Linked DNA regions of Homo sapiens: all the other regions are linked to region 1. The links are chromatin contacts, found by Hi-C or POLR2A ChIA-PET in ENCODE. All regions are on one chromosome and are shown on one strand. Each heading gives the region's core, a stretch centred on a gene start or an enhancer-like site at or near the end of the contact. The rest is flanking DNA. Distances are from core to core; before and after follow the strand shown. Region 1 overlaps ZMIZ1 (zinc finger MIZ-type containing 1). Region 2 holds the start of ZCCHC24 (zinc finger CCHC-type containing 24). Region 3 overlaps ZMIZ1-AS1 (ZMIZ1 antisense RNA 1). Region 4 overlaps ZMIZ1-AS1 (ZMIZ1 antisense RNA 1).

Evidence for each region. Hi-C counts contacts between places; a loop is a spot of excess contacts on that map. ChIA-PET counts read pairs that join two places held with the same protein, here RNA polymerase II (POLR2A). Pooled maps may share reads with other maps.
Region 2: a pooled map shows a loop between it and region 1 (2.5-fold over the local background). The contact joins the promoter of ZCCHC24 here to the enhancer-like site in region 1. A Hi-C loop is called at or near these places in 1 of 50 pooled maps. POLR2A ChIA-PET finds 5 or more read pairs at or near these places in 2 of 52 experiments (GM12878 and SK-N-SH).
Region 3: a pooled map shows a loop between it and region 1 (2.0-fold over the local background). The contact joins two enhancer-like sites. A Hi-C loop is called at or near these places in 2 of 168 maps with a recorded cell type or tissue (B cell and PC-3) and 2 of 50 pooled maps. POLR2A ChIA-PET finds 5 or more read pairs at or near these places in 1 of 52 experiments (A549).
Region 4: a map of PC-3 shows a loop between it and region 1 (3-fold over the local background). The contact joins two enhancer-like sites. A Hi-C loop is called at or near these places in 1 of 168 maps with a recorded cell type or tissue (PC-3), 1 of 37 single-sample maps with no recorded cell type and 5 of 50 pooled maps. POLR2A ChIA-PET finds 5 or more read pairs at or near these places in 1 of 52 experiments (HepG2).

The regions. Positions count from the first base shown.
Region 1 is chr10:79,194,178-79,197,109 of GRCh38, reverse strand. The region is part of intron 4 of ZMIZ1 (zinc finger MIZ-type containing 1); the gene reads right to left. Among named protein-coding and RNA genes, the nearest start is that of ZMIZ1, 130 kb to the right of the region's middle. RefSeq lists an enhancer at 1,216-1,305. Within about 2 kb of position 1,554, at least 23 of the 41 ENCODE cell types and tissues checked have a DNase peak (open chromatin) inside an H3K27ac peak, as active enhancers do.
Region 2 is chr10:79,444,175-79,447,106 of GRCh38, reverse strand. ZCCHC24 (zinc finger CCHC-type containing 24) reads left to right here and starts at 1,483. Exons shown (of 4, transcript NM_153367.4): 1 at 1,483-1,912. The coding sequence starts at 1,667. LOC105378383 (a long non-coding RNA gene) reads right to left here and starts at 866. Exons shown (of 4, transcript XR_946104.4): 1 at 1-866. RefSeq lists silencers at 1,051-1,560, 1,571-1,630.
Region 3 is chr10:79,002,073-79,005,004 of GRCh38, reverse strand. All of the region lies in intron 5 of ZMIZ1-AS1 (ZMIZ1 antisense RNA 1), which reads left to right. Among named protein-coding and RNA genes, the nearest start is that of ZMIZ1-AS1, 64 kb to the left of the region's middle. Within about 2 kb of position 1,478, at least 7 of the 41 ENCODE cell types and tissues checked have a DNase peak (open chromatin) inside an H3K27ac peak, as active enhancers do.
Region 4 is chr10:79,047,146-79,050,077 of GRCh38, reverse strand. ZMIZ1-AS1 (ZMIZ1 antisense RNA 1) reads left to right here. Exons shown (of 10, transcript NR_024431.2): 5 at 1,146-1,304. Among named protein-coding and RNA genes, the nearest start is that of ZMIZ1-AS1, 19 kb to the left of the region's middle. RefSeq lists enhancers at 534-1,216, 1,652-1,711, 1,824-2,932. Within about 2 kb of position 1,682, at least 12 of the 41 ENCODE cell types and tissues checked have a DNase peak (open chromatin) inside an H3K27ac peak, as active enhancers do.

The DNA of each region.
Region 1 (2,932 bases), core at 305-2,804:
TCATCCTGCTGTCGGCAGGCCACTGCCCACCAGGACAAAGGGCCACCGGTGGCCCAGGCAGCCAGCAGGGGGCGCTGTTGACAAACCTAAGTGACCTGGGGGCCAGACCTGCACACTGTGGAGGTTCCAGGTGTGCTTCCAGGCCCTCCGTCCTCTCCCTCACTCCAGTGAGCACCCAGGTGTCCCCAGCCAGGATGGACTTCGAGTGGGCTTCTCTGGTTTCCTGGCCTTGGTTTCCCCATCTGCAGAACAGGATGCTGCAGAGGGGCAAGTCAGTGACCCATAAGGGTCTACCTCTCAAGAGGAACTTTCTCCTGACATTGTGTCCGGGGGCAGAGCCCGGTGGGCCTTGATAAATGCTTGTTGCCTGGAAGCCCCAAGCAGGCACAGGAGCTTAGATCCACCCAGCTGGCGACCACAGGGCTCAGAGGCAGTTCTTTTCTGTTTAGTCATAGCGGGGGCCCAGGTCCTGCTTTAAGAAGTTAACAGCAAACTGGGAGATGGGACTGTCCACCTTCGGGCTGGCCCCACGTGGGGTCACGGGCAGTCTTGTCTGGAGGCCGGCGGCTGGACTGAACTGGCTTCTGGACAGAAAGATTCCTGGAATATTAAGGGCCGAAGGTGCTTTCAGGTCCCCTATCTACCCGCTCTGCCTCAACTGGTTTTACTCTGAGGAGCCTGGGGCCCATCAGTGTTTTGTTCAAGGCCAAGGGGCACTGGGCTGGGTCCAGGTCCCAGGGGGGCTTTGCTCCCAGGCAGGGCTGCAGCTCACAGGAACCGAGGGGTGAGTGTCTGGGCTTGCAACACCTGTGAGACCCAAGGGTGGGTAGATGGATGGCAGGAGGGACATCGCAGACCACAGGGACAGCGCTGTGTCCTGTGTTTCTTAATAAAAGAACAAATGGCTAGCGGATTATGGAGGCACCTACAGGTGAGGTGACATTTTTAAACTGTTGAGGTCAATGATGGAGAACTGCGGTTACTAACCCCAGGAATGGAGGAGATGGAGGCTCCAGTCTCTGGAGTAAAAGGGTCAAAGGCCTAGAGAGCAAAGGGTCTCAGGCATAAAGAGAGGAAGGGTGCGCTGAGGGAGGCATGCAAGAGACAGCTTGTTGAGGGGCAGGCTGGGATCTTCCATTTGTTCTACACCTGCTATGTTCAGGCACCAGGCCAGGCCCTATGCAGTGCTAATTTTCTTCATCCTTAAAAGGCTCAGAGAGGTGAAGCAAATTGCCCAAGGTGACACAGCCGGAAAGCTGCTGGGCTGAGATTCAAACCCTCTACCTTTCCAGCTGTTAATGTGCTGTTCTTTGCACTCCCCATGACTGGCAGTCAGAGCTTCCTGGTAGTCCCCACCTCCGGCTGTGACTGGGCCCCAGGAGATGACCTTCTTGTTCCACCCAACCTGCCCAAATCCAGTCACTTACATCACTGGGCTCCCTGCACACCGGCCACCTTTGGGAGGTGACACGCACCTGGTGGCCAGCAGAGGTCGCCCTTCGCCACAAGAGCGCCACTCAGCTGGGCCGCTGCCTCCGCCTCCGGGCTCCTGGACTCCTTTAAGCCTTTACAAGTCGCTACAAATCCTCCGTGGCTGCAGCTCTATAGCCGGAGAGGCCGGGCTCCCGCCCAACAGATCACTGTCGGCCTGGCCCCAGGTGCACCCGTGGCCTCAGCCCTTCCTACTGCCCCTGAATGGGGGGTGAGACCAAGCAGGCTACCCCCATCCCGGCTCAGGACCCCCGCCATGTCTCCTGGTCAGAGCAGCCAGGAGCCATGCAAAGCTAATCAGCATGGGGGATCAGGACCCTGCTTTGCTGAGTGAATAGGGCAGAGAGCTGGACCTCCATTTCGCTGTCTGCAAAGCACAGGATCGGGCTGGCCAGCCTTTGGCAGCCTGTCAAATACCAGCCTCTTAGGATTCCCTGTGAGGAGCTCCGGCTGTTCAGAAAACACCATCCCCACAAGAGGAGAATGCCTGCTTTTGAAGCTGCAAAGCCTGTCCCAAGGCAGGTCCATGGGGAGGCTGAAGGCCCGGCAGCCCCGGGAGCTGTTCTTCCAGGGCAGCCCAAGGCCAAGACGCTGCCCCTTTCACAGCTCTGTGCTTCTTCTTGCACCTTACGCTTGGCTGGGCTTAGTTGGGCAAATGGAAGTTTTTGGATGGTAACATGGGGTCAGCTCGGTCTTCCCAACTCCCGTGGGACGTCTTTCGGGACCAAGCTTCCATTTACACTTCTCACCACCCAGCAGAGCGAGGGTGTCTATGCTTAGCGGCGCCTGGTGCAGAAGACTAGTTCAAGAAAAGTTAGCGGCTATTATGTATAGAGGGCTGCTTGGAGGATAGAACGTTGAGAGCTGAAAAGGCCTGGGAACACCTGCCTCATGCCCTCATGCAGCAGGGTGGGAAGCGGAGGTGGGGAGAGGAAGAGGACACGGAGGGCATCGTGAGCAGAGCTGGGCTGGAGCCCCTCTGACAGGTCCAAATAGAGCCCTGGATATCTCTGGGCTGCCAAGTCAGCAAGGAGAGAAGCATCTCAACGGTCTCAACGGCTGGGGGAGGCAAACAGCCCTCAGGGGGCTCCTCACTGGACACAGGGATGAGGTGCTTCTAGCTGCCCCACAGAAATGTGGAGCTCCACAGGCAGCTAGCTCCCAAGGGTGGCAGCCAACCGAACAGTCAGCTGTCCCAACACAAGTGTTTTATTTCCCACCTTTGAGGCCTCACTAGTTCATCAGTCCACATAATGCACACGCACCCAGAGAGAGGCGTCTGCACAGCACACGTGTGCATAGGCACATACACATGTGACCCCTTGCATACTTCACAGCAGGTATGTGCACATGCTGGATGCCAACACAGATGCACTTGAGCACACACATCTCATGACAGCTTGCACAGGCAAGTGGGGGTCCCCGGGGAGCTGTGTGAGCA
Region 2 (2,932 bases), core at 234-2,733, 250 kb before region 1:
AGCGACCATAGATGTGGTTAGGTGCCCTGCAGGTGATGTGAGTAACTCGTGGAGTGGGTGGCGGGGAAGAGCTGTCCTTTATGGAATATCTTCCGCTTACCAAACCCAAGCTGGGAAGCACACAAATGTCCCCGGCGGCGGGAGGATGACTGCTCCCATTTTACAGAGGAGAAAACAGGCTTGCTCGCAGAGGTTAGGCGTCATGCAGAGGTCATTCCGCTGGACGGTGGCCAAGCTGGCACTCCAACGCTGGGCGGAATGGCTCCAGAGCCAGACTGAAAGTGGGAGAGGTGACTCGGTCCCAGCCAGGCGGTGAGTTCCTCTGGGCTAGGTCCCCGGTGCTGGCGCAGCAAAGACCACCCGGAGAAAGAGACGGTGAAGGCCCCGGGGCTTCCTGGGGCGTCAGGCGGAGGCGGAGGCGGGGGCGGGGCTCCCTCCAGGCAGTCTTGGACTAGCTGAGTTGTCCCAGCGAGATGGGTGACAGCCGCTTTCCCGAGCTCCCCCGGCCCAGGCTGGTGTCCTGGCGACTCGCCAAGGCACCGGGGCGGGCTAGGGCTGGAGCCGGGGTGGAGGAAGAGGGTCGAGAAGCGAGGCGGGCCCAGAGCAGAAATAGGAGAAGGGGGGGGGGAGGGGGCGGGGAGTCTTTCCTGGGGCAGGAACCCGGGCCCCCCTTGGCGCAGCCGGCCCGCAAAGTGATTCTGCAGATGGAAGGAATTAAGTAGGAGGGGGAGGGTCCGATGGTGATAGCGAGAGGAGGGAGTTAGAAGTGTGTGCGTCTGTGTACACGCGTCTGAGAGAGGAGCGGGAGAGACAGGGAGAAACATCAGACCAGACGGAAATAGAAGAAAGGAGACAAGAAGAGTGAGAGAAAGAGAAGGACATACACACACACACACACACACACACACACACGGAGGGCGCCACATACAAGGACGACGGACACAGGAGACTAGTACTAGTCTAAGAGAGAGAGAAAGAAGGAGTATGAGAAAGGAGGGAAAATAGGAAAGGAAAAGTGAGTGAAAAACAATTGCAGAGGATTTGGAAAGAACGAGACAAGAGCGCTGACGACAGAGGGAGACGAAATTGATTAGGCCGGGGCTGCACTGAGCTCCCGGCAGCTCGGGGAGCTGGGTTGGCCGGGCTGGGACGAGGTGGGGCTTGGGCGGGGCCTCGCATGGGCGGGCCCGCGCCGTGCTGCATATGCAGATGAGCCTCACTCCCCTCTCTCCCCACCCCTGACGGTTCATATTCAACGAGACAGCCAATGCAGGGCGAGGACAGTGCCAGGCGGGGCAGGGAGTGGGCGGCGGGGCATCGTGGACCCCACCCCCGGAGCCGCCGCTGGAGGGGTCAGCCGCGAGGCAGATAGCGGATCGCCGGGCGGGGCGGGACGCAGTGGGCGGGGCGGAGGGGCGGGGCCAAAAGTTTCCTGCCCAACTTTCGCTGCCTCCTTCCACCGCCTGCGCGCGCCGGGGCCGCAGTCGGGGGGAGGCGGCGGCAGCGGCAGCGGCTGCGGGCAGCGCGCGGGGCGCAGGGCGCGGGGCGATCACCGTCGGGGCTCGGGAGGCGGGCAGTGGGCACAGGCTCCCCGGTGCCCGCCCCTCCGCTGCGGAGGGGGGCCGCGAGCGGGCGGCCGGGGAGGGGCCGGCACCGCCGCCACAAAATGAGCCTGCTGTCGGCCATCGACACGAGCGCCGCCTCGGTGTACCAGCCCGCCCAGCTGCTCAACTGGGTCTACCTGTCGCTGCAGGACACGCACCAGGCTAGCGCCTTCGATGCCTTCCGGCCCGAGCCGACCGCCGGCGCCGCACCCCCGGAGCTGGCCTTCGGCAAGGGCCGCCCCGAGCAGCTGGGCTCGCCCCTGCACTCCAGCTATCTCAACAGCTTCTTCCAGCTGCAGCGCGGAGAGGTGGGTGCCCCCGCGCGCCCCCGCCCACCGCCCCACCGCCCCACCGCCCCACCGTGGCGGGCCGTTCCCTGTCTGACCCGCTCTTCCTGGCCTGGCGCGGCCCGGCTCCGCATTGCCGGGCCCGGCTTGGCTTGGCTTCGTTCAACTCTGCCAAACTCGCCGCCCGAAGTCCCCGGGGTGCCGGGTGCGCGTCACCTCCCGGCTGAGCCCGGGCTGGAGCAATGCAGGCCGGGGCGGAGCTCTCCCGCCCCCTCTCCCTGCCAGGGCAGCCCTGCTCCAAAGGGGTTGGGGGAGGGAGTTGAGGAGGGGTTGTCTCCGGATTTTCTTCAGACAGCTGGGGTGCGGCCTGGGCGGGGAGCCCCTTCGAAGTGTCCTTCTCACGCCCAACCTTATCCTCGTCCTGGCCACCGCGGGCTGGGACCGAGAGTGCAGATTCTGCTCGGAGCTCCTCTGGAAGGGCCTAAAATCTTTTCTCCGACCTCTGCGGTTCCCGACCCGAAAGGCACCCTGGAGAGCAGTGACTGCCCAGAGGGCTTCTCCTGCTGTTCTCACTCGGGGACCCCAGATACGTCCTCCAGCTGCTCGCCCTCCCCCAGCCACATAGGAAGTGGTTTCTGAGGGCTTGACCCCACAGACTGCGCTGTCCCCAGCCCTCCCAGCCTCGAAGGAAATGAAAGGGAAATCCTCTTGAGCTCTTGGGAGGGGGGCTAGAAAGGGGGGGGGAGAGGTTCCAGCTGCCCAGCGCCTTCTGCAGAAACCTGGGCCGGCTGTGTTGCAAAGTCTGCCTGTTTGGTGGATTCAGTTACAAAGTTGACTGGGCAGCGCCTCTTTGCCAGCAAGATAAATACACAGATCGCCACCACCTCCCAGCCCTTTTTGAAGAGTCTCCAGGGCCTGCCCAGATACCACTCCTTTCCGTGGGCTGGACTCCTCCCCTCCCTCCATTTACTCCTGCCTCATTTGGGAATTTCAGACACCCATCTGTGGCCTTCACTTCCTCCCCTTGTGGGGGTTTTCTCT
Region 3 (2,932 bases), core at 229-2,728, 190 kb after region 1:
CAGCCTGATTCCCTGCCCAGGCTGGAAGCCCAGGCTGGGGCGGTGGGGGACATCCCTAAATCTCCCAGAGCCAGACTTGTAGTGGGCACGTGGGCTTCCTCCATGTTCACTGCATTTAGGTTTCTTTTAGGGAGAAGGGCTGCCCCAGGTGGAAAAGAGCTGAGGTTGCCCCTCCCCGAGCCCTACTATGTGCTGTGTGCTGGACCCCAGGCCAGGCTCTTGCTATGCCTTTGCATAAGGTTAAGTGAAGGACTCTGGAGCCAGCCTCCTGGGCTCAATTCCCATCTCTGCCATATATAAATTTGGTGACTTAGACAAGAGACTTGACCTTTTTGTGCCTGAATTTCCTCACCTGTAAGTGCAGGTTACAGTCGTACCTACTGCATAGGTTTATTGTGAGGAACAAATGAGTCAACGCATGGAAAGTTCTTATTCTGGTTTCAGCACGTAGACTGGGCTCCTAGTTTGCTGTCATTAGCACATCTCCATGAATCCTTACAAACCCTAAGTGGATGCGCCTGGCTTGATGACAGACAGCACAGTGGCCAAAGGTTTGCATACCAGCCAGTCACCCATGCATAGATCTGGTGCTCAACCTATAGCAGGACCCGGGAACATTAAATTTCCTGAGCCTGAATTTCCTCCTCTGTAAAATGCCAATCATAATAATAATAGCAGCTGCTTCTTAGGATTACTGTTCTGATGACATAAGTTCATACCCATAAAGTAGGTCACAAAGTGCCCGGCACAAAGCAAGCTCTTAATAAAGCAAAGTATCGACACTCCCATTTGACAGATGGGAAACAAAGTCTCAGCGAGGGGAAGGGACTTACCCACCAGAGGTAGTCATTAAACTCAGTTTCATCTGAGTGCAAAGCCAAGGCATGCTCCTCTCTAGCCCCGCTCCACCGCCCATGGACAGGGGTCATGTTCAGACCTTCTCAGGCCCTGAAGCCCTCTCTTCAAGGGCTCATAATTGGAAAACCTTGACCACCCTCCTCCTGACCCAGCACACTTATTAGCTAGTTGAACCCGGGTGAATTGAAGTTGCCAAAGGCACCCTGTCTTCCAGGAAACAGGGCCAGCCAAGGCCACTCTGCTGACCTTGGTGGGTGTGACAGGTCCCTGGGTAATCAATCCCCTTTATGACCAAGGCCACCAATTTTCTCCCTCTTTGATTCCCTCTCCTGAAGCCTGGTGCATCCACTCAGCACCTGGTTAGGAAGCTAGGCCAATTTTCCTCCCTTTTGATTTCATTCTGCTCCTGTCTGGCTGCCCAGCCACATGGAGAGTTTGTCAAATGGAATTTCTGTCTCTTGCGGCCGCCCTGCCCTCTGCAGAGTGCTGAACGGGCAGGCAGGATCACCCGGCTCAGTGCCGCAGACATCACTCTCTTGTGATAAGGGCCAGTGCGCACCCTTGAAGGAGGAGCCTGTCATTCTTCACAGTCACCAGGCAGCTGGCGGGTAAGGCCACCTCGCAGACTCAGAGTGGGGGCACAGGATGGCAGCAGACAGCGGGGGCGGCTGGCAGCAGTCCCTTGAGCCCACAGGCTTGGGAGGAGGCAGCTTTGGGTCCCACAAAGGGCAGGGCATAGGGTTGCTGGAATAACAGAGGTCCCTGCCGCTGCTCATCCACATGGCCCAGCATCAGCACGAGATACTACTGGAATGAGGCAGCTCAAACTCAACTCTCGGCTGCCACCAATGCTTTTTTTTTTTTTTTTTTTTTTTTTTTTGAGAAGGAGTCTCGCTCTGTTGCCCAGGCTGGAGTGAAATGGCACGATCTCGGCTCACTGCAGCCTCCGCCTCCTGGGTTCAAGCAATTCTCCTGCCTCAGCCTCCTGAGTAGCTGGGATTACAGGCCCCTGCCACAATGCCTGGCTGATTTTTGTACTTTTAGTAGAGACGGGGTTTCACTATGTTGGCCACGCTGATCTCAAACTCCTGACCTCAGGTGATCTACCCGCCTCGGCCTCCCAAAGTGCTGGGATTACAGGCGTGAGCTGCTGTACCCGGCCAGCTGCACCATTGCTAATAACCATTAAGTCACATTTCATCACACGTAGGTGCCAAACTTGAGGCTTTTGAAATATGCCTGTGTATTCTTTGACATGCCTCCCCTTGAATGTGGGCTGGACTTAGTGACTTGACTTGCTGTCTCCCCTTCTCCAGGCAAGGGGGGAACCCCAGGCATCATAGAAATAACAGCAATCCTTGCTGCTATTCCCCAAACCCCTACTGTAGGCCAGGGACTGGGCTAGGTGGCTACCTGTGGCCTGTTAGTGACTCATTTGATCCTCAACCCCACCAGTGGGGTAGCTGATATTATTAACATCCCCATCTCAAAGATGAGGAAACTGAGGCGCAGAAAGGTTAGCAAATCACTCATGGCATCAGCTTGTAAGTCACAAAGCCAGGGTTGAGCCTCCGTGGCTTGGCCCCAGGGCTTTTCTTAGCCACTGTAATACCCAGTCACAAGGACACTCCCTGCGGGGCAACTGATTGTGCAGCTGAGAGGAGCCAGTGGAGGAGAAAAAGCTAAGAGGTTCCTGAAGGGTGGAGGGTCAACCTCTTTTCTGGAGGAGGATGAGGAAAGCCTTGACTGAGAGATAGGGAGGACTGGGGAGGTCACAGAGGGACCTGTGGGCACAGGGTCTCTGGAAGCTGCCCTGGGAATTCTTGGCTGAACTGTGTGCAATAGAAATCTTTTTTCTTTCTTTCTTTCTTTCTTTCTTTCCTTTTTTTTTTTCCTTTTTCTTGAGACAGGGTCTCTGTCACCCAGGCTGAGTGCAGTGGTGTTATCAAACTCACTGCAGCCTCAATCTCCCAGGCTCAAGCAATCCTCCCACCTCAGCCTCCCAAGGAGCTGGGACTACAGGCATGCATCACCATGCCCAGCTAATTTTTTTGACTTTTTGTAGAGATTAGGT
Region 4 (2,932 bases), core at 433-2,932, 150 kb after region 1:
GAAGCAGGCCCTCTGCCTGGGGCGGTCTGCCCCTGCTGGCTGGGCTGCACAGAGAGTCAGGGAGGCATGGGAGCATAGCCATCCACTTTCAGAGCCCCATCTTGGGGGCTTTTAGTTTCTGGGAAAAGTCTATCTTTTTTTGTTTTTTTGAGACGGAATCTGGAGTCTGCCTCTGTCGCCCAGGCTGGAGTGCAGTGGTGAGATCTTGGCTCACTGCAACCTCTGCCTCCTGGGTTCAAGCAATTCTCCTGCCTCAGCCTCCTGAGTAGCTGGGATTACAGGCGTCCGCCACCATGCCCAGCTAATTTTCTTGTGTTTTTAGTAGAGACAGAGTTTCACCATGTTGGCCAGGCTGGTCTCGAACTCCTGACCTCATGATCTGCTTGCCTGGCCTCCCAAAGTGCTGGGATTACAGGCGTGAGCCACTGCGCCGAGCCAGCAAAGTCTATCTTTATTTGCGGGAGGGGGGGGGCGGAAACTTGTTTGTTGGGTTTTTCTTTTTTATGTGTTTGTTTTTGGTGCAAATTGTTTGGCAGTGGACACGGCCAGAGGAATTCAGAGAGTGGAGACAGTGGATTTAGAAATTCAACTGAGAGGCCCTGGAAGTCCATTTGGGGCCTGCCATCTAGCTGATGCTCAGCACAGGGCTTGGCGTCGCGTGCCCTACCACCTGGCCTCCCAGGCTTTGCCCAATCTGTGGCTTCCCCTGGAATGTAGTTCTCTGCTCTTCTCTGCTGATCAGACCCCTCCCCTCAGGTCCAGGCCCTTGGGACCACTCTCTCCAAGTCTCCTCCCCTGCCCCAGCGCCTCTATCTGTTCCCACTCTGGTCCCAATTTGTAATACCTGCTCATGCAGCCTGCCTGTCCCAGAAGCAGCCTGGGTTCACCAGGACAGGTGTCTGTCCTGTCCCACCAGTCAGGCTCAAAGTCTGTCCAGGAAGGCAAGTCCGACCCTCAGTCCTGGAGGGGGCCATGCAGTGAGCTGGCAAAGACCTGTACAGGCTCATCCAGGAAGTCTCGGCCCAGAGGCTGAAGGGTGGCCAACCAGCACAGTTTGCCCAGGAACGAGGTAGGGGAGGGGCGGGGGGCGGTTTCCTGGGATGCGGGACTTTCAGTGCTAAGCTGGAATGCCCTGTTCACCCTAGCTGAAGCCACTTGCTCAGAGCCGCACAGCAAGCCCACCACCCTGAACCTCCAGATTACCAACTCAGCATTGTGTCCTGACAGTGTCATCATAGATGGTCAACACCGTCACCTGGGCAGCACTGAAGCCCAGAGCGGGAGAGACTGGCTCAAGACCATGGGTAAGTCAGCAGCAAAGCTGGGGAAAGGAAACCACCAACCTGAGAGCCCCTGGCTGGTTCCCAAATCCAGGCCCTTACTTCTCTTCCCCACCATCCAGGGTGGGGGGCAGACACCCAGTGAAATGGCCTGCCCCAAAGGAGGGGAGCCTTGCCGAGCCACCCCAGGCCACCTCAGACCCACACCCCCAGCTCAGCGGTTGGAGGGGCTGAGGAGGGGCTGAGCCGCCACCCCCTCCCCACCCCAGTGCCAGGGCCCCAGCCTTGCAGCGCTTGTCCCCAGCCCAGATGAGCAGGGCGCCCTTATCAGATCTCCGTTTCTGTTTCTCTCCTCTGGCTGCTTCTGCCTGGCCCTGCCCCCAACCCCGGTGGCCTTTTCCTCTCTGAAGTGATGTTCCTTTTCCTGTCACCAACACACACAGCACACAGAGAAGTTTGTTTCTGTTGCTTTAAAAAAGTTTCCTTCTGGGGAGGAGGGCAAGGGGTTGTTTACTGGGCCTGCAAAGCCTCACCGTGGGTGTGGGCATGGGTGTGGCATGGGTGTGGGTGGCAACTGGGTCCCTGCTGGATTTGGGGTTGGTGGAGGCTGCACCCACGACCCTGGGCCTCTGGATCCTGTGCAAAAGCCAGGAACGTGGAAGGAAAACCTCCTGTGCACCCTGCTCAGGGCTGGGCTGGTTCACCCACCGTCCAGCCACACTCCTGCAGAAACCTGGGAGGTCAGGGGTTTTGTTTTCCATTTTCCACAGGAGACAGCTGAGGCTCGGCCAAGGTTGCCAGGGTCCAAGCCTATGGATTTGTGGTCTGGGCTCTGCCAGTGGCATGGCACTGTCTTCAAAGCTCCCACCCTACCATTTTTCTTACCCACACAGGGCAGGCTCGACCCAGCTAAGGAACACAGCTTCCTGAAGCATCTGTCCTGGGCCGTTGGCCCTTCTGTGGACAGGGCTTGAGCTCTGTAGGCTGGATTTGAATTTCAAGTCCTCCTGCTGTGTGACCTTGAACAAGTTACTTAGCCTCTCTGAGCATCAAATGGCTTAACTATCAAATAAGAAGCACAGAGAAGTCCCCAAGAGCCAGTAGACTCTGGAGGCTGTGAGACCGGGGACTGGGGCTCCTGCATCCTTAATGAAGGTTTCAGTCTTGAGTCGCGTCTGGGAGACCTGCTGAAGCAATGGGGAGCTACTGTAGGTGGGTAAACAAGGGAGAGTGTGATGGAGGCCATGTTCTAAAAGGATTCTATAGGCAGCAGAAGGGAGGAGGGCTCAGGGGAGAGGTGGAGGAGCTGCAGGGGAGAGGTGGAGGCTGGGAGGCCAACAAAGGAGGCTTTGACTTCCTTTTCAGAAAAATAAGGCCACCCACCTCCCACCAGGAGCAAGAGTCATGGAGGGAGACTGTCTCAGCTGGCCTGGCCTGGCTCCTGCCCAGGACAGAGATCCCGGCCCCTGGACTCCTCCAGCAGCCCAGTGTAGGGGAGGAGTGCCTTCCTCCCCATGCCCAGGGTAGCCCCTTGTCTGAGAGTGGTGGTTGTGGCAGGCCCTGCTGAGAACTGCAGTTTCATTTCCCACTGACCTCCACCCACTGGACTCTCCCAGGCTCTTGTTTCAAGCTGCCTAGTGCTAACCCCAGCC